2 separate regions of the Mus musculus genome follow, and region 1 is linked to region 2. The links are chromatin loops, found by intact Hi-C in ENCODE. Cell type or tissue: left cerebral cortex. All regions are shown on one strand. Links, peaks and the distances in the headings refer to the core of each region. The heading gives the core; the rest is flanking DNA.

Evidence for each region. A loop is a pair of places that touch in the nucleus more often than their neighbours do. Peaks named below come from ENCODE experiments on the same cell type or tissue, not always from the same donor. Only the 100,000 strongest peaks of a DNase experiment are listed, where the experiment ranks them.
Region 1: a loop joins it to region 2, with 2.1 times the contacts of the local background. A loop is called at or near these places in 3 of 42 quality-filtered maps.

Annotation. Positions count from the first base shown.
Region 1 is chr14:27,664,541-27,674,964 of GRCm38, reverse strand. The region is part of intron 2 of Erc2 (ELKS/RAB6-interacting/CAST family member 2); the gene reads right to left. Among named protein-coding and RNA genes, the nearest start is that of Erc2, 47 kb to the right of the region's middle. In left cerebral cortex, for the core only: no CTCF peak of the experiment used is centred there; DNase peaks (open chromatin) are centred at 2,047, 2,656, 4,990 and 6,621; H3K27ac peaks cover 1,548 bases.
Region 2 is chr14:27,717,214-27,727,637 of GRCm38, reverse strand. The region is part of intron 2 of Erc2 (ELKS/RAB6-interacting/CAST family member 2); the gene reads right to left. Among named protein-coding and RNA genes, the nearest start is that of Erc2, 100 kb to the right of the region's middle. In left cerebral cortex, for the core only: no CTCF peak of the experiment used is centred there; DNase peaks (open chromatin) are centred at 2,499, 5,676 and 6,450; H3K27ac peaks cover 524 bases.

The sequences.
Region 1 (10,424 bases), core at 1,395-9,394, 52 kb after region 2:
TCACCTGGTCTCCTAAACTCGAGCCCCAGATATACCTCCGAGCCTGTTTCCAAATTTCTGGAAGATAATGTCACTTTTAGAACCACTTAGTACTAAGGGCATCTACTCAGCGCTTACTCTTAAGTAAGCCTTTCCAGTACTCCTCGGTCCTCAGCAGGAATCGTGCTCCTTCCCTGTGCCCCAAAAAGCCTCTCCGAGAAGCTGGCTTACCTAACATTACCTAAGGATGCAACGAGCAGACCTAGGGTTGTCAGTGTCATCCCTACACCCACCTAAGGACTGCGCTGACAGCCATTATGGCTAACCGCTTCTTTTTACTTTTTTTTTGGGGGGGGGGCATCAGGGAAGTGGGGAGATGCGGCTTCACTGCCTGCCTTCCTTGATATTGCAATCTTCTGAAGGAACTGCGGGCCCAGAGCTTCTATTTCCTCTAAATTACTGAAGGTGACTTAAGAGTTTTCCTTACAGCCCGAATCAGGGCATCTTTTTCAGCAGCTGTTAGCACCTGAAATTATCGAGAGATGGTTTTACAAAAAAGTCATATGCAAAACTCTATCCAAAAGTGTAACCCCCCAGCCCCAGCCTGAAACAGGCTGATCTAGACTTTGACCTTGCTGCCACAGAGAATTAGACCACCTGGGGTGGAGCCTTCCTGCCTAGATGGCTCTATTGTTCGGCCACCATCCGCTGTTCTCCTTTAAGACATTGCTACCTGCTGAGAGGCCCCTGAGATGTTCCAGAGACTACACCCTGTCCTGCACCCTGTAGTCACCTGCAGCTGGTTCCAGGCACCAAGAATGGATTGGCAGGAATGCCCCCCCACCCACTTTATAAGCACATTTGCTATTAAACTTTTGAGTCTTGATCAGGAACCTTGACTTGGCACCATTTTTCTCTCTTTCAGCCCCCACCTGCCACCCAGGTGTACCGGGTCCATGTGAGCTGCAGGCCAGCTCACAACACAAAAGATTAAATTTTTGAATATATATAGAGCAAACAGATCTTAATTTATGTCCCTGTGATATAGAATATAAATTTAATAAATGAACTTTGATGAAAGATTTAAAGACAAGGAATACAGTATGTCGTCATTAAACATAACCTGCACTGTGATAGGTAGGCATCACACCATATGGGTAACTTAGCATGATCACTCTATAGAGAACTCACCCCCCCCCCCATGGTACTCTACCCCTACATTAGTGACTAATATTTCCTGAGCATTTTCTATGCCCTTAGTACTCTGGATGGATTGTCACTTACACTACAGGAGAAACAGTTGTCTTGTTTTCCTGGTTTGCAGATGTTAACCTGGGAATTTGGAGAATTCATAGCTGACTAGTGACAACAGAGACAAGTGACCAGTTGGTTTGGGTCTGCTGAGATATGCAGAGGCAGCTTTTAACGCCAGGTATATCTGCCTGAGCCAGGACTATCTACCTCCAGAGGCCTCCCTCTGAACTGCCCTGTGCATCTCCACTAGAGCAGTTATTACACCATGCTGCGATTATTTTGAAGGTCAGCCTTAAACCTTGTTCCCAGCTTTAAAAATCAATGAAATACCTTCACCTCTGTCTCCTTGTAGCCCAGGAAAAACAAGGAACACATTATTAATACCAAACTGAGCTATTTCTCACATAAGACCAAAGCCAAAACTTGACCCTGCTGAGTCCAGGCTGCTGAGTGAATTTTGCAAAATGGTAAATTACTTCAGGAAAGAAAAGTCAGGATCTAGAAAACTAAGCCTCGTTTTTTGTTACAAAACTGAGACTCAGTCAATTCCCAAACAGAGGAGTGTTAACTTCTTTAGCTTAATAGATTGACTTGTGACAGTTTTGTGTCACTCAGAAGAGGAAAAAAACTGAGCATCTCTGAAAATCTCTCATAAAAATTATCTGCAAATAACAAGAAAGATGTTGAAATATTAACGCCTCCTCCACACGCACATCGGGCGGCTCCCTCCACCACCTTCCATCTGCTTGTCTGCCTCCTCCAACATGAGCACAGCCTCACTCTGCTCAAAGCTCGGCTCCATGTCTAAAAAGATATGGCCAAAAATTGTTTCGGCACGCTGGAAGGTATAATCCTCACATCTCAGACACATTTGGACATCCTAATTTAAAATAGGATAGAAAAAAATAGTCTTCTTGTGGGCTGTTTCTTGCCATGTTTCAAACATGTCTCTTCAAAACTCCCTTCTCTATTAAAATCATAGACATACACTTGACTTCCAAATAGAAGGGCTGGAGACCACAGCCAGCACACAGCCTTGTTCTAAGCACTAACACAATAGCTCACTTGGTAACCCTATAATATCACTTTTGGTCCATTTTTACAAAGGAGAAGATTGGAGCCCAGTAATGTTCATCAACTTTATGGACCCAGGGCTTTCTACCAGAGCTTGGGGATGGGTTGTTTGGAGAGAGTTCTTACTGTCAGCTGTTGGGTGTTTACATCTCTTATGGCATGATTTCCTAAGGGACAGGTTACAGGATCCTGCACACAGCTTCTCAGAGTTGTAGAGCAGGCAGCACTACAATTGAACCTTAAAGTCTTTCTCTTTGGCTTCCTTCTTTTTCTGATCATCTTCCTTCAGGATTTCTTCCCAGCCATCTGGCCAAGATCAAGTACATTTTCCTTCAGGCATTTTAAGAAGCTATCTCAGCTCTGAGTGCTTACTATGCTCAATACACACACTGATTCTCTTGGCAAGGCTCTCTGCCCTCGACTTGCTTGTTTATAACAATGCCAACAGCACACTGGGTAACATTCTTCCAGTTTCACCATGGTAACATTCATGGACATTCCTTTTCAAGCAGTGCCTTTCCCTTGAGGTCTTCAGTATTACCCTTCCTATAGATCTGTATGTGTGTGGCTAAAGGAGCAACTCTGATTTCTAAAAGGCCTGTAGAACATGTCTTGGGCACCCAACTCCTCTTTCCCTTTCATGTTGTCTTAGTTACTTTTCCATTGGTGTGACAAAATACCATGACCGAGGCAACTCAAGACAGAAATCATGGGAGCTCAAGGTTCCAGAGGGTTAGAGTCCATGACCACCATGGCAGAAAGAGAGAAATGGGGCTGGAACGTAACCTGTGGATACGACAACTATGAGTCAGACAGAGAGCTAATTGGGAATGTGATGGGCTTTTAAAGTCTCTCACTAGTGACACACTTCCTTTGACAAGGCCTCAACTCCTAGTATTTCCTCAGCAGTCTACCATTTCCCAGCGACCTATATGGCCCCTTCAGTTTTTTCATCAAGAGGGAACAAAAACCACACCTATCTAGTGATGCTATCACAAGTAACAAATGAGTCAATATATATGGCTGGCATGTAGCAAGTTATCAATAAGTGTTAGGTCTTACTATTATTCTATTCAAATACCTATTTAGCTATTAAGAAATAATGCTATGAAGTCAGGACCCTGGCCAGGCTTAGGAAAAAGTGACAGACATGTTAGTAGGGCTTAGCTGTAGAATGAATGACAGGTCCCATTTCTTAGTTTCTTGTGAGGCTCTAGTCAACCCCTTGTCCCCCTTAATCACTCCTTGTTGCTGCCCCGAAAGGAGTATCTAGTATTCCTTCCCAAATACAGAGACATTTATCAGGATATGCAGGATAAGATCGTCATGGTGCAGGTAGCTCACAACTGTTCTCTACGCCCCCATCCTTTTGCATGGAGCCCCAACAGGACAAGCCAGATCCAAGATTCCATCTTCCTTCATTCCAGTAGCAACAGTGCTTCCCCAGGAAGCACACCTATCACCCCACTTTCTAGCCTCAGAGGACAGGGCCCTACCAACCCTCCTCTACCCACACATTTCTGGGATCAGTATGGTAAGACACCAAAGCCACCATCCCTCTTTATCCCCAAGTTCTCTCTGAGTGTGGAGACTACAGGGTTTCCAACAGAACAGATATTACCACCGTGGGATCAGGGTAGATGTGGAAGCAAGTTCTCACACCCAACTGAAGAATCTTGCGTAGAGGCAGGCATAAGTGTACATCAACACATACATCAACACAGTCAGATCCCATCTGCCCTTTGACCTCTTTAACTGTATATTCTCCTGCACAGGCACTGAGGAGGGGAGAAGGGAACAATAGAATTCAGTCACCAACAACCTATGTAAACCCCTAACAAACAGATTCTTCTTCTTTTTTTTGTTTTTTTGTTTTTTTGTTTTTTTGAGACAGGGTTTCTCTGTGTAGCCTTGGTTGTCCTGGAACTCACTTTGTAGACCAGGCTGGCCTCAAACTCAGAAATCCACCTGCCTTTGCCTCCCAAGTGCTGGGATTAAAGGCATGCACCACCACACCCGGCCTTAGATTACTTTCTGATGGAAATGTGTACAATAAACTACACTGTGGTCAAAGAATAATGCTCCTTATAAAGTAAGCAAGCACCTTCCACTGCAGAGACATTTCTAACAGACTTCTTCTAAATGGGATTCAGACTTGAGAATGGCAAGGAACTGCCTTGGGAAATCCTTCCTCCAAGACAATTAACTGTCACTTATAGTGGTTAGCCTGCTCAAGTCGTAACATTGAGCTTAAACACATACAGAGATAAGTAGACACACACACGTGCAAACATTGCATGGTCACATGTACCCAACATGAAACTGGAAGCAGCCGCTGGGATGAAGCTAAGTACCATTGAAATGAGCAATGTCCTTAGAAGAGGCAGGCCCGGGATGCTGAGCTCATTGCAGCTGTATCTGCCTGTGCTTTGCTAGGAAGTTCAAGAGTCACAAACAGCTGTACAGATTCCAGTCATCAGTAAAACAAAGGCAGTTAACTTCCCTCTTGCAAAGCAAGCTCTGCACAGAAGGCATCTGCCTTCTTAGCATAAGAAGGTGGCACCTTTGTCTACACTGAATTCTTAATATGAGCTATCTCTCCCTTGGCTCTCCAGCCTTTTATCCTTCTCACTCCCAGCCAGGCACCAGCCAGGAACCACCCGCCAGGATCATGTCTCAGCTTCTTAGAATTAACCAATACCTGGTATGCCTTACTCATCTCTGATCCCATTCTTCAGACCTGCATGAGTGGCTCCTAAACTCTGTGAGACCAAAGAGTCCTTAAGCTGCTATTGCACACACATACGTGTGGAGTCAGGGTTCTTACTCCAGACTGTGCGAGCACATCATTATCTAGGTTGGTATCAGGATCAGCTCTGAACCCAGTGACAGCACACCTCAGTGACAGAGATCCGAACATCTGCAGCTGTGGCATCCTATACGAATTCCCAGAATCCACTTGGCTCACCTCCCACCTCCCACTGCTACCTGCGAGCGGCTATGTCACTATCCAAATAAAAGGCAGACTCCTCTGACCTCTCTCCCACCCCTTCTTGGTGGCCACCTTTGCTCTTTTCCCCCACAATAAACCTCTGCCACATGGAACTGCTTTGGCCTGGTGTGGTCTGTCCTGATGCAAGCCATGATTCTAACACAGTCTATATCTTACCAACTCTTGGATTCAGAAATGTTCTTATTTCACCTTAAATCTAAAACTATGTATGTCAACCAAGGGATGAACTACAGGAACCCAGAGAGATTATGTCCTACCTAAGGGAGGTCCCACCTACTAGACTCAAAACAATAATCTCTTGTCCATATTCAAGAAAATCAGGCTGTTAGAGAGATGACTCAGTGGTCACGAGCACTGACTGATCTTATAGAAGACCAGGGTTCAGTTCCTAGTACACACATGGCAGCCCACAACAATCTATAAGTCTACTTTCAGGGACTCAAAGGCCCTTTCTGGCTTCCACAGGGACCAGGAACACATATATACATACATGCAGGCAAAACACTCATACTCATAAATTAAAAATAAAACAATCTTCTCTTAAAAAGGAATAAAGGAAAACCCTAAACCTTGACTTTTTGCATGGTATTAACCTTTTAGATCTAGGCCTCATAGTCTAATGAAATTTAAAAGGCATTAGCGGTGTGCACAGTTTTGTATTTCATTTAATAGCTATTTACTAAGCAAATGTTATATTCAGAATTGGTATTTTAATGAAGGGATGGATAGGCGATGGATGGATAGAGGGAGGAAGGGAAGGAGGGAGGAACAGTAGGAGGGATGGACATATGGATACATAATTAAATACTGAAGGAGAAAGCAAAATATGATCCATAAATTAACAAAATACTCCTTAGAAAAAAGGGAGAGACAGCATTTAACCCATTAATACAACTGTCATTTGCCTTGTTAAAATCATTTATTTGCAGTTGGGGAGTGTCTCACAGAGTCTATAAGTTGACAATGAAGTAGAGACAGGCATTTAATCTAAGCCAAGGGTGTCTGCCCTTTCATAAAGTCATGAGAAGGGACCATGCGGGTCTGGAATCCACAGGTAAAACCTATTCTGGGTTACTTAAAAACAACCTTTTCCCCTCTCTGCTCTCTCGGGAGCATGGAATATATTTCTGTAGCATTTCTATTAGGAGGCTAATTAGAATAGCTGAGAAATGCCATCAACAGCGAAAGTAAAATTAGCCTTTACTTGTAAAGTTTCTCCTGAGGGAAACGCTGGTGGCTCCTCTCTCCAGCAAGCAAGGCAGTGGCAGTGCTTAGTCAGCACAGGGCAAGCCTGTGGACTGCTTCCTCAGCAGCACTGGAATGCACCCACCAGTGCACCCACGGGAGTACCAGGATCCCTGCCCCGCCAGCCTCTCTGTCTATCTGCTTCTCTGCCTCACCTGTCACATCTCAGCCCTGTGCCCCATCAAAACCGCACATGTAAGTCATATTATAACAGCACTGACTTTCAGGTGCTCTGAGAACACTTTTAATTACTTCCACAAATGGTGTGGGGGGGGGGGACGGGGGGGGGGCATGTGGAAGCCAAGAGAACAATGACCTTATTTTTTTAGACAAGTTCTCCCACTGCCCAGAAGGGTAGGCCAGCTGGCCAGGGAGCCCCAGGGATCCACTTGCTTCTCTAGTGTTGGGGTTTCTACCCCACACCCAGCTTTTTTATGTGGATTCTAGGGTCCTTATGCAAGCACTTTACCTACTCAAGCCATCTCTCCAACATTCTTGACAACTTTTGAACAGTAAAGAGTTAAGGAGGAGTTCAATGAATTTTGTCTTCTGAGATAATTCTATTAAGCTAGATGCCACAGCAGGTGAAACGGAGGTCCCGGGAGCAGAAGTCATTTGCAGTCATATTAGCACACCATGGCCAGTATCAGATCCAAGTTCAGACTCATTCCAGGTTTGAGGTTTCCTGCTTTGTTGTGAAACGAAGAACCGCCTAGGGTTAAAGTTCCCTCTGCTTCACAGGCAGAAGTGTCCCATTATCTGGACATCATCCCTGAGGAAGACACACCTTTTATTTGCCCAAGGCTGAACTTTCCTTTTTTCTGTTCTCTGGACTTTGTCTCACCAACATCGCATTCCCTTTTCTAGATCATTCTCATTGTTCTGTGGCCTCACTAGAGCTCAAAGAGCAGGACACACAGGAAGACTCACGGAAGTAAAGCACAGCTCAGCTTTATACGTGTTATCCATGCTATATTAAGCACAATATTAGCTTCTTCTGATTCGGAGGATGAAAATCCTCTAAGAAAATATAACCTTTATGAGCCAATTTGTCTTTCTCTTCTTTAAATCTCAGTGCACAAATTCCTCCCTGCGTCAGTCCCTGAGCTTCATGAAGTAAATCTCTAGGCGTGCATTTTCTAGTGGTTGCTCCTCGTGCAGGAAATGAGACTCTGGCCCTAATCTCTGTACCCACCTTCTGCCCTTCTGAACACTCTCTCCAGGGCTCTAGTCTCTGTATGATTCCCTTCATTATTTCCTATCTGGGCTTCTGAAACATTTTAATTGTATATTTTTCTCAAGGCAAGAACAGGATTAGTACACCCCTTCCTTAACCACAAAGCTTCTAACATGATTGCTCTGACCAGACAAGGCTAGTCAGATATATCCGGATACATTGTTTATTGGTAACAAAGTGTGTACTTACATTTGTCTTAAGAATTATGGGAATTCCACAAGAGATACAGGTTTCAAACACATCAAGAGCCATCAAGGTTCCAGTTCCATGCCTCTGTCATCTACTTTTCTGCTCTGCCCTTCTGCATGTCTTGCTTTTGGTGCTCAGACTGGCTTCCTTCACAGCCATCATCATCATCATCTGTGACTTGGATGTTTGTTCATGTTAGTATATGCTAAATAATTTTATATGAACTTTTCCTTCTATACAATTACACTGAAATCCTATAAAATGTATATGCCGAGTGGGCATTCTTACTACATCTTCTTTACAGTGAGGAAACAACTTCAAAGACTAAGCTGACCAAAGTCCCATGGCTGCTGATGGAAGCCAAACAATCTAGCTCTTAAGATGCTAATTCCAACTGCTATCAAAGACAAGCAGAAGCGGGGGGAAGCAGACCGTGCTAACACCACCCAGTCAGTTCTGCTCACAGATAGTCTTTGAATACTGAATGCATCAACTGTAAAAGGGAAAGCTGAGATTGACAGGATCACTATGTAAGGACCATGGAGGAGCGTCATTTTACAACCTACGTACATTGAGGGTAGGGAACTCCAATTTAGCAAGCGTTAAGGATATGTTCAGGAATGGCACACAGGTTCTGACTCTCAGAAAAGTTCACCAGAAGTTCTGAATGAAACATACACAGGATATAACCCCCATGGGCTCTAATGTCACTTCACACCCATCCAAAGATTTCCCCATGTGTGCAAGTTCTAACCAGACTATACTCCAGCCAGCTCTTTTGCTTTGAGCAGTCTTTAGAGGAGGTCAGCCTGGCTTCAGCTCCAGCTCTACCATTCATTGGTTATCTGTGACTCTGGGTGAAGTCCTCCCCCTTAGCCTCGCCTCAGTTTCACTAAGACCTGGGGCTGCTAACTAACAGTGCCTCCTCCACGAGACCATCACAGAGGTTAAAAGCCATATATGGAATCTTAGCACAGTATTTAGCACACAATAATTCCTGTTAATTACCATCATTCATTTCGGGTGTGTATGGGTGAAGCTAAAGTAATCTTTTCATTTCTTATTTATCAAGCAAGCATGTGACAGCCAGAAAGGTACACTAAAAGGTTCTTTACTTCTAATACTTCAATACTTGTCTGAAAAACACGAGTGCCCAGACCTTGCCCCACCCCAGCTTCATGCCACCCTTTCTCGAAGCTCTACGGGAGCTGAATATTGGGTGCATACGGTGTTTGTTCTCCTGGCCTCTGCCTAGGCTTCTGCAGAAGGAGAAAAATCACACTGATATCAGCCAGTCTTCTAATAAACAAATGTAGCAAGAAGTTTCCTTCTCTAAACTAAACGGAGTCCATAGTAAAAACTGAAGTAGTTCATTGTTTATCTCAAACTAGATATTCCCCTGCTGGGTTCCTTACTCTCTGTCTACACAGAAAAGGGAGCTGGTTTCTACTACTATTCATGAAATGGTAGCGGGATTGAAAGAACTTCTGAAACTTCAGCAGAGCTTTCTGATATATAACTAGAAACAGTAGATAACTAGAAACAGTGGGTACTCAAATAACTCTTACTTGATAAAACACCAAAATCCTTGGTTGCCCTAACACAAATGTCTACAGCATAAATGAATTTAACACTAGATTTGACCTCTAATTACAGAAAGAAGAGAAGAAGGAAAGAGAGAGAGAGAGAGAGAAAGAGAGAGAGAGAAGGGAGGGAGGGAGGGAGGGAACGAGGAAGGGAAGGAGAAGGAGAAGGGGAAAGGGAAAGGGAAAATCTGAGGCAAACTGGAAATTTCTGAACCCAGAATATAAACTTAGTGGAATAAATATGAAAATAATATGTTTCATTATGACACTCAATACTATTTAAATCCTTTCAAGTAACTTACTCTTGAAAATGCACTGAAGTTCTCCCCTCCAGTACACTGTACCTGAATACCTTTAGTGAATGGGTATAGTCCATTAGCACGGTTCCACCTCACATAAATACTCTCTAAGGTTCCTGACTACACATACACACACACATAACACACACACACACACACACACGTCCTTGATGTAGACATTGTTAGATGCTCTTGAAGTTTAGAAATAAGAAAGAGAAATATACATAGTTCAGGATATACATGTTTTTCCCTAGGGAAAGTTATGTTTTCTTTGGCTCCTCAAAAAGTGCATGACTTCCCAATGGCAAAAGGCACAGAATTTTAATTTTTTTTTATTCTTTAGTTTTTTTGTTTTTTGTTTTGTTTTGCTTTTTTGTTTTTGTTGTTGTTGTTTTGTTGTTGTTGTTGTTGTTGTTGTTTTTTGAGACAGGGTTTCTCTGTGTAGCCCTGGCTGCCCTGGAACTCACTCTGTAGACCAGGCTGGCCTCGAACTCAGAAATCCACCTGCCTCTGCCTCCCAAGTGCTGGGATTAAAGGTGTGCGCCACC
Region 2 (10,424 bases), core at 1,608-9,607:
GATACCGGTTCATTCACACACGCATGCAACAAATGTTTATACCAGAGACTTGGGGGAAGCAGACATGATGACCGTCTGAAGAAGGCCCCAAGCTACCAAGAAATGACAGAGAAGCACCAAGCCAATTGCATTCCTCTTCATGGAATATATCCCAGGGACTCTGGGCGCTCTGCTGGGGGTGGGACTGAGGCAGGCTTCCTGAGGTGACCTGAGTCCTGAAGTGGAAGGTGGTGAAAGGAAGAAGGGGGATGGGGCATGCTGTGAGAAATCTTTGTAAAAATCTCAGTGCAGCGTTGATGACAAATGAGAAAGAGGCTTAGACCAGAGGAAGGAAATAGGTAAAGAGGTCCCTGAAACAGTCCAGGATAGGAATCATAAAGTTTACACTAAGAAAAACATTCCAATTTCAATTAGAATTAAAAACCAGTTTGGATATGAGTTGAAAAGAAAAGAGAAGAGAAGAGAAGAGAAGAGAAGAGAAGAGAAGAGAAGAGAAGAGAAGAGAAGAGAGAAGAGAGAAGAGAGAAGAGAGAAGTGAAGGATAGTCTCAAACACATGGTTGATTGTATTGTAGTTGGTTTGTTAGAAATAGTCCCAAAGAAATGGACACAGGACAAGATAAAGGTCAAGTTCAGACAGACATGTTGAATTGTAAGTACTTTTGTCTACTGAAAGTCCCTAGGTGTATTCAGTGTCTATGCATTATTCATTATTAGATAAAGGTGTACCACAAATTTAGCAGCCTAAAACAGTCTATGTTGGAGCTAGAGAGATGGATGGCTCAGATGTTAAGAGCACTGGCTACTCTTCCAAAAGATTCAGGTTCAATTCCTAGCACCCACACAGTGGCTCACAAACAACTGTAATTCCAAGTCTGGGAGATCTGATGCCCTCTCTTCTAGTCGCTTCTGGCTCATATGGTCCATATAGGCAAAATACCCAGATATATAAAATAAATAAATGTAAATATTTTAAATACATGTTTAGTATCTCATTGTTTATGTGTTTAACAGTCCCAGCAGAGTGAGTAGCCTACATTGCCACCTGAAGACATGGTGATGTTCCAGGTCCATGCTGCTGCCAAGAGACATGATTGGGTCCTTGGTCCTACTGCAGCAGGGTCTGTATTGATTTCTGTGGACTGTGTTACCATCAATAATAAGGATGCTGAAGTATAGCTCTCTACAGCTGATGGTTTCTGGTGCAGGGATGTGAGTGGAAAAGGACTCTGTTTTCTCTAAGGGGCTAGCTACTGGGAGTTTGACTATGTTCCTTCCAGTAAGTATGTGGGCAACACAATTTGGACTTGTTTCTTCTTATCTGTCTGTCTGTCTGTGTGCCTGCCTGCCTGCCTGTCTGTCTGTCTGTCACAGCTGGGGATGGTATGCAACTAGCATTTAGAGAGTAGAGGCCAAGGATATGGCTGTATCTCTCTGGATGCTCAGAACAACCCCCCACAACACCAAGTGTCAACAGTGTTGAGTTGGAGTGCTGCACAGCACTACAAATTCTCCACCTGTCTCATCTTGAATCTGGCCTAGCCCTCCAAGATCAGCAAGCAGAACAGGGATCTCATTGTGTCCTTGTCATTTTCTCCATAAGCACCTACATCTCAAGCAATGGGAATAACTGAGAGCTACTGTGTGTATGGAAAATCATGACAAATATAGTAGGCTTTCCTTCTAGGAGCTAATTTATCAAAGCTGGGCACAGTGAATCCCACCTATCACTCTAGAACTCAAGAGGCTGAGGCAGGAGGATCACTGCAAGTTCAAGATCAGGCTGAACTACAGAAGAAAAACCCTAACCCTTCCCCAACAAAAAGCTTTTTGTTCAACAATTTTGCATCCTCTCCCCAAAGTAAGAGCTCCCACCACAGCCCCAGCTAGAAGGTCTTGCTGCTTGAGTCTTCTTGTTATGAAATAAATCTCTGGTCTAGAAGAATTGTGCAATGAAACAATATGTAATAAACAGACACCGCATCAAATGCCAAGGACTGGAAGGTGTTTATTTTCTTATGTGAACAATTCATCTTGAAATGTACAAAAGGCAAGGACATGCAGATGGATGGCAACCAGAACTGAGTCTTCTTTTTAAAATTGAACATCACTGTGAGGAAAAAGAATGCTGTTCTAAAGCTAGTCAGATGCACTGATGAGCAAACAAACCCTTGACCAGTTATTAGCACAAGTAGGAGTCGTAAGTATATTAATGTGAGAACACAATGTGACTCTAGGAGGAAGATGGACCTATCACTTCACTTTTCCCGGTACAAAGATCTAAAGCTATTCTCTAAATGATGTGCCAAAATGATCCACCATTCCAATGAATACTGCACCAAGTAGGGAAATGTCAAGTTGTGTATTTAGACTCCCCCATCACCCAAGCTCAGGGTACAGTCTGGCTCCTCTTTTCCTCTCACATAAACAAAAACAAATCCGTTGAATCCCAAAATAACTTAAAACTTTTGGGCCCCACCCACACTTCTGAGAAGGCTCCAAGATGTTCAGTCTGCTCCTGCACTGTACTTTCCATGGGGAGATGATGAATCAGGCTGGACAGGACCACATGCTCTCGGAAATCCCTCAGGGACACCTTGACTGCTCCCAATTAGTCAGGCTACCCACAGCATCCCGGTGAACCAGGCAGCTGCACAGTCCAACCAAGGCCATTCGCTCCCGCTGGTTCCTGTCCCTCAAAGGACCAAATCAGAACTGGCTGTGAAACACAATAGCAGCCCTGGACAATCAGCCACAGATTACTTCCAGTGAGGGCATGGGAGAATCAAAGCAGCAGGGAAGCCCCAAATCACTAAGTCACATTTAGAATGGACAGAAAGTTGTTTTTGAAACCGTTGATCTAATTTCTTCAATGCCATTTTCTAGTTTAACATGAACACATCCCAGACAGCAATATAGGTACATACCTGGCCATAACAGCCTGCTGTAAAGTTCATCTGAGCCTGGTTCCACAGTGAGCTGATGTGTACGTGGTTAGCATCTGCCTGTATCCTTCATCCACTCACTCACGCCTCACTCCTGAGCCCAGACATCAGAACCTCACAGAGATAGAACCAAGCTCCCCTTCCTGCTTGGTGCCATGTTTTTCTTCAAACAGTGAGCATCATCAGGATGGCTGTTCATTGAGCTCCTCCGATGTTCCTAGCACAATACTCAGCATTTTATATATTAGTCAGACTTAGGTTCATTTGCTTTCCTTTATAAAGCTAGGGACTGAGTATAAGGCTTGCACATGGCCAGTGCTGCAGCCCAGCTCTCCTTTCACTTTTACATTTTGAGGCAAGGTTGCACTGAGTTTCAAGACTATCCTAAACCTATGCTGGAGCCTCCTAGATGGTCTTTGTGGTCCTCCTGTCTAAGCATCCCAAACAACTTGGATTATAGGTCTGACTTTTTCTATGCTAGGCAAATTACATTTACTTTAAGAATGAGAAAAGCAAACCTCAGAGATGAAAAATAACTTGCTCAGTAACACAGATAATAAACAGTAGAGCTCAAACCCAAGCTAATAGCATAGTTTGGATACTATTTAAATGAGAAGTCAACCAACTCTCCTATAAATAATTGAAGAGTCAACATTTTATTTCAGGCTTTGAATTTTCTATAGCAACCTCTCAACTCTACCTGCTCCGACTCGGCATTTTAAAGGTTAGCATTTCATGTTTTTGTATGAAAATCAGAGGGCTCTAAAGTCCTGGAAGTGTTCTCCCAGTCAGCATGCATAGCTTTTTTGAACCACTCACAAGAACAGCAACCTTCTGGGGATCTGTTAGAAACTGCTTTCCAGATACCCCCAACATTTCACTCTACAGTGATAATATCCAAAATGGTGTTCTGGACTCCTTGCAATTCATGTGTGTCCACAGGAGATACTGATGGGGCCAGAGCAGCTTCTGGACTGCCAATGCAGGTCTCACAGGCTGACCTGCATATATACAGGGCCATCATCCACTGCTTTATACAGGCAGAAAACCTACTTCACCCATGTAAAGATCAAGGTCATTTGTGAAGGTCTCATTTCATGCTCCGAAGGTAAACCCTGATGAGACAGTAGATTCTGTGAGATGAATGAGCACTATAGCATAAGGGAATTTTTAAAACTCTAAATAAATATGGCAAGCATCAAGGAAATAGCCTTCCAGAGCCCCATCCACTTACAACCCCTGTTGCATGCATACCTGATTATATTTAGAGATGCCAACTCATCAAATGAAAGTACACCATTTACATGGTTCCACTTCCCTAAGATTTCTGCCCCAGTTTTTATTTTGTTTTGTTCTGTTTTTTTTGTTTTCGAGACAGGGTTTCTCTGTGTAGCCCTGGCTGTCCTGGAACTCACTTTGCAGACCAGGCTGTCCTCAAACTCAGAAATCCACCTGCCTCTGCCTCCCGAGTGCTGGGATTAAAGGCATGCGTCACCATGCCTGGCCCCTCTGCCCCAATTTTGAAAATAAATGGATAAAGGTAAACTCTGCTGTAGACTACGGAGAAAAGAGGAGAGAGCAGCAGATCCTGACCACAGAATCGATGCTCTTCTCCCTCGGGATGCTCTTCTCCCTCAGGATGCTCTTCTCCCTCAGGATGCTCTTCTCCCTCAGGATACTCTTCTCCCTCTGAATTGGCATCATATGGGTGAGGTTTGGTGCTGGGCCTTAGCTAGCATGATATTGGAGTGAACTTGAACCTCTCTGATCCTCAAGTTCCTCTCGAACAAACCTGATGGTGCCACCGGTTCTTGATTAAAGAAAATGATATTTCTAAAGTGATCCATCCAATAGTCTCCTCCGCCTCCTCCTCTGATGTATTTTAATAATAGACAAAACACAATGGAATAACTGGCCTCTTCTCTATTGTTTTATTTTGCATAAAGATTCTTTAAATTCTGAATAATTATCATAAGGTGAGAGAGGCACTGTCACATAACTTATGGGAATTACCTACAGTGTTACTTTCTTGACATGAGGTACTGGACAAAAGAAAAGCATTATTTTAATCTAGCTTACATAGTCAGTATAGTTAGAATCTTACAGCTATTACAACTATCAGGTTGGTCATGTGTAGCTTGAATTTCAAAAGGCAACTACATCCTTAAAAAAGATGTAATACACACTTTATTTTATTATCCTATATTATTATGAGGCTTCAAGTCAGACTTTTTGTTTTACCTGTCAACATTCCCACCTGGTAAATGAGGATGGGCAAGCTCCTCTAAGCCCTGATTCCCTTGGTAATATAGAAAGATGACATTTGTTCCCTGACTTTACCATGAGAGTGAAATAATATTCAGTGTGATTCCTCATAGAGACTCACTACCTATTGAGTTCATTATTACCATTGTTATTAATGTTAATCTGTTACCATAAGCTGATGCTGGAGACCATTTGGTTCTGAATGAAGAGCTCAACAGAAAAGTTGAATAATAAAATTACCAGAAACAGTGAATGGTCTAAAGTGACATTTTGACAACTGGCTAACTTACTTGGTAGAAATTTACTTCAACATGGGTGCATGAATTTGCAAAAATGTACACCGTGCAAAATCTGGTTTGTTTGCTTAAAAACTCCACTGTTTCATCGCCAGGACTGGTGCCTGGAGCTAGACAGGGGAGTCTATCACACAACAACTGCCGAGGTAAAATTAGAGCTCTGCTGCCCAATGAAGGCACTTTCTCAATTTCCTTTCTCCTTTTCCACTTTTTGTCACCCTCCTACACCAAACCTTCCTACATCAAGCCTTTTTACCCATGCCAAGAATACACAATTCAGAGAGGAGAGTGGGGAAAAAAGACAATATTCAGAAAAATACTTAAAAGACTAGGGCTTCAGGGGAAATGACCAAATACCAGAACTACCTGATCTCACACACTACACTGCTGCTCTGGGTAAGAGGTTCTATTAACTGTTCAATGCAGTTTAATATCTGGAACCAACAGGCAAAGTACATATTCTACTTCCACTTCATAGATCAAGACATTATAGAGGGAAATGACATGTTCAGGCCCAAACAGCTGGTAAATAATGTCTGGATTTGAAACCTATCTCATGGTAACAAGTCTTTTTAATCATCTCTTCCACATCTCCAAGTTCTGAGACAGATGTGGGGTCTTGTACATCAAGACTAGCATTCGTGCATCTCTCGAGGAACATAGTTTTGTGGGACAAGAAGGCAAGAGCCATAGTAATAAAATGGGGAGCTGTGTTCTCCAAAGCTGACATCAACATGGTGGAAGTACCAAGGGGGAAGGTGTAGGAGAAAGTGGGTCACAGAAGATGCGATGTAAATTGTAAATGCAAACTCAAGGATAGAATGGGCAAGAAAGAGGGAAATGGGCAGATGGCAGCTTGAGGACAGGAAGGATCCTCCTGCGCTGAGGGAGGAGGGTGGGCTGTATGACTGTATATGGCTGAATCATGAGAGAAATAGAGCAGATCTACAGAGAACATGGAGCTGAATGGGGAAGTATCATCAAGCATGCTATGTAGCATGAGAGGGACTCTATAGGCAATCTATGGGCTGACAGAGACTGTGAAGGCAGCTGATGCCACAGGACAGTCTAGAAAAGAAAGGTAAGAAGTTCCGCCAGATGGTCTGAAAAGCTTGTAGGTGGGGCGGGGGAGTCCAGGCAGACAAAGATAACAACTCAAACCTCAACCATGTGGAAGAAAAGATGATGCCTGCTTGAAAGAGGTCCAACAAGTCAACATTGCTCACATGCAAAAACAGTACCTTAGAGTCACCACCATTTAGGACACCCAGCTGAAAACAGGTATGCTCTCTGAGCCAGTAAGAGAAATGAGAAAAAGCTTCAAAGATGAAAGAAAGGTCAGCTCAAGGCCTCTAAGAGAGACCAATTGAATCCACATAGAGATGCTCAAGGCTTGACAATTTGCTTCAAGAACACAGCTAAGAGATAGGAAAATTAAAGTAACATCACCAGAAGGAGGAGGAGGAGGACGAGGATGAGGAAGGGGAAGAGGAAAAGGAAGAAGAAGAAGAAGAAGAAGAAGAAGAAGAAGAAGAAGAAGAAGAAGAAGAAGAAGAAGAAGAAGAAGAAGAAGAGAGGAGGAGGAGGAGAGGGGGGAGGGGGAGGAAGAGGAAAAGGAAAAGGAAGAAGAAGAAGAGAGGAGGAGGAGGAGGAGGAGGAGGAAGGAGAAGAGGAGGAGGAGGAGGAGGAGAAGGAGGAGGAGGAGGAGGAGGAGGAGGAGGAGGAGGAGGAGGAGGAGGAGGAGGCAGCAGCATCACCAGCACAGTAAATTTCATGAGCAGCTGAGGTTAATAGAATCCAGGGCAAGACACCAAGAAGTAAAGCAGCCAAACTGATCATGAGGTGGATGAAGATAACCCATCCCACAAGTTGTTCTTTAACCTATACATGAATGTGGTAGCACATACACATATCTATAAATGTAAGTAGGATGTAAATGGAAACAAAAGCAACTATAAAAAGAAGTGGGGTTTGCAAAACCATTGAATAGCCAAAGGCATTTGTCACCAAGCCTCATGAACCTGAGTTTTATTCTTGGACTCCCATGATGGAATAGAGAACCAACTCCCAATATACTCACACACAAACACACACAACACACAGACAGACAGACAGACAGACACACATAGTAATTGTAATTTTAAATTATTCTCTATCCTTAAAACAAAGGAGAGCCATCCTAAGGGCAGACAGTGGCTGCCGAGCCAGCCTATGTAGCCAATAGAGAGTTCCCATCTGTAGGAGTGAATAGTTAACCTGAACTGAACCCTTGTTGGGTTGTGCTCCTAACCACCCGCCAGAGCTCTCTGGAGTCTCAAATGAAAGACAAACACACACACACACACACACACACACACACACACACACACACAGAGCGAGCAGTTTAATTTTTAATATGTCTAATTAGCTCAATGGCTGGGCACTTCTAAACTTCCCTGCGGCTAGCACACACTCCCCTCTGATATTCCTGAGTTCACATTTTCTAAATTTACTTTTTATCTTTGGTTACCCAGACCCAAGTGAGGGAGTGGCTTCCCCAGAATCTTACGTGCCAGCTGGCCTTTAAGTCTGATCTCTCTATTCCCCTATCATGGTGATTCTCTCTGTCTCTCTGTCTGTCTGTCTCTGTCTGTCTCTATCTCTCTTTGTCTCTCTCTGTCTCTGTCTCTCTCTCTCTCCTTCACCCTCAGTCCCTAGCCTGCACCTACCTCTGTCTTCCCACCTAGCCATTGGCTGTATGGCAATTCTTTATTATCAATCAAAGCCAGCTGGGGACAGCATCTGGAAGCATGGATTTTGAGAGCTGAATTAAGACAAAGCATTAGGATCAATTTCCAACATCTCACTTCTTCTGTCCAATAAAAAAAAAGGCTCTTCTCTCAAACATAAGTTGAGCATAACCATGACAATTATATAAATTACAAAGTATGATATACAATTAACATCATATTTGTCAATTAGATAAAGTACTCTACCATCATTTCTAACTTAAAGACTTACAATTCTATCCCTGAATTATGTTCTGACTTTAACATCTCTGTAACTATGAAGATCATGCTCACAGGGAAAATTTTGTGAACTTTTCATAAAAAGATGCATCACACGTAATATATGAGGGGCATGGAAGCCAAAGTACAACCCAGGGAACAATTCTGCCTGCCATAAGAACTCACTTGTCTTGTTATCCTCAGAATAACATGTCATGTTGCTCCCATGGTGGACTGCAGAGCCAGCAATCAGTTTCTCCCCCAAACTCTATGGATGTTACACATACCACCTGGGCAGGAAGGAAGATGTCTTCCCACTGGCACAGGAAGAGCTTAAAAGCCCAGCTATCAAGAGAGCTCAGGAAGTCAAGATCTTGTAAGTCAAGATCCAACCTGAACAATCTATCTCCTACTGAGAGAAAAGAGGAAATGGGGAAAGGGAAGAGAAAATCGAAAAGGAGGGAAGGAAGAGAAAGGAGCAATGGTGGGAGAGGTGAGGAGGAAGAAAGAAGAAGGGAAGGGCAGAGGGAGGGAGGGAGGGAGGGAGGGAGGGAGGGAGGGAGGGAGGGAGGGAAGTTTACTACTCTTGCTGCCTATCCAATAAAATCTAAATGCTTAAGCATGGCTTATAAAATGTGGCCCACTGATCTGGCATGGTTGTGCACACCTTTGATCCCAGCACACAGGAGGCAGAGGCAGGTGGAGCTCTGTGAATTCAAGGCCAGCCTGGTCTACAAAGCAAGTCCAGGACAGCCAGGGCTTCATGAAGAAGACCTGTCTCAAAACAGACAGACAGACAAACAGACAGACAGACAAACTGGCCCACCTACTCTTCCCAGGCTCTGCCTATGCGAAACAGCTTCAGAATGTGTTATTAACTGACGGCATAGACTGAAAAAGCAGTGTGCACATCTTAGACTAAGCAAATAGGCTGGAGGAGAACAAGTACTGTATGATTCTACTCTTGTGGAAGGCCTGGAATGTTCAAATTCATAGGAGAACAGGAGATTGCAGTTACCAGGGACTGGAGGGAGGAGAAAAGAACGGGAAGTTATTACTAAAAGGCTATAAATTTCTATGGGGTGATGAAAAAAATTTTTTAAATGGTGGCAAATCTTGTACAGATATAATTATAGCATTATAATTATATGAGTAACATTATTAAATAGCTCAGTTAAGATTTTTAAATAACAGATTTACAAAAAATGAATAGTGTATAACGAAACCCATTAAGCTGCATACTTGGAAGAGCCGAATCATATTACATGTAAACTATACCTCAGTAAAAGTATTAAAAATATAAGCAACTTGTACATAAAACACTGGTGAAAGACAGGGAATGCTGGCACCTAACTGCTGAGGGAGATGAACTGTGTGTGGCAAACATGCATCTGTTCTCTTTTGTTAGCTTTTCCAATGGTCCCTAGATTTTCATAATAAGCTTTATGATGTTGCCTTTGTAGCTAAAATTAGTATAGGGAGGTGAGCATGCTATCTGCAGCCTCCCTCCCTGGGTGAGCCTCAGCCACTGCAGCCTGGGTGCTGATGGGGATGTGTCTAATGACCCAAATGAGATTAATGATGCCGCCAGGGACTCCTGAGGAAGGCTGGGGGGATCCCTGCTCTCACAAAGCGCCTCTTAGGGCTTATTTTCGCATCCGCGAGGTGGGAATGATAACGGTGTCTGTTACACAGAGTTACCTATTACGCAGAGTCACTAAGATAGTAAGGAAGATAATTTGCCCAAAGAGCTTAAAACAATATCTGATATCCAGTTTGACCTAAATGGGTAGTCAAGTCCCAGCTGCTGTTATTTTTACTGCTGATGCTGGAGTACGACTCACAGGAGAATCTCTCCCTGTAAGTCATCCTCCACCAAAGCAGGAACTGGAAAACTGAGCTACATGAGCCAAATCGGACCTGTTGCCCATT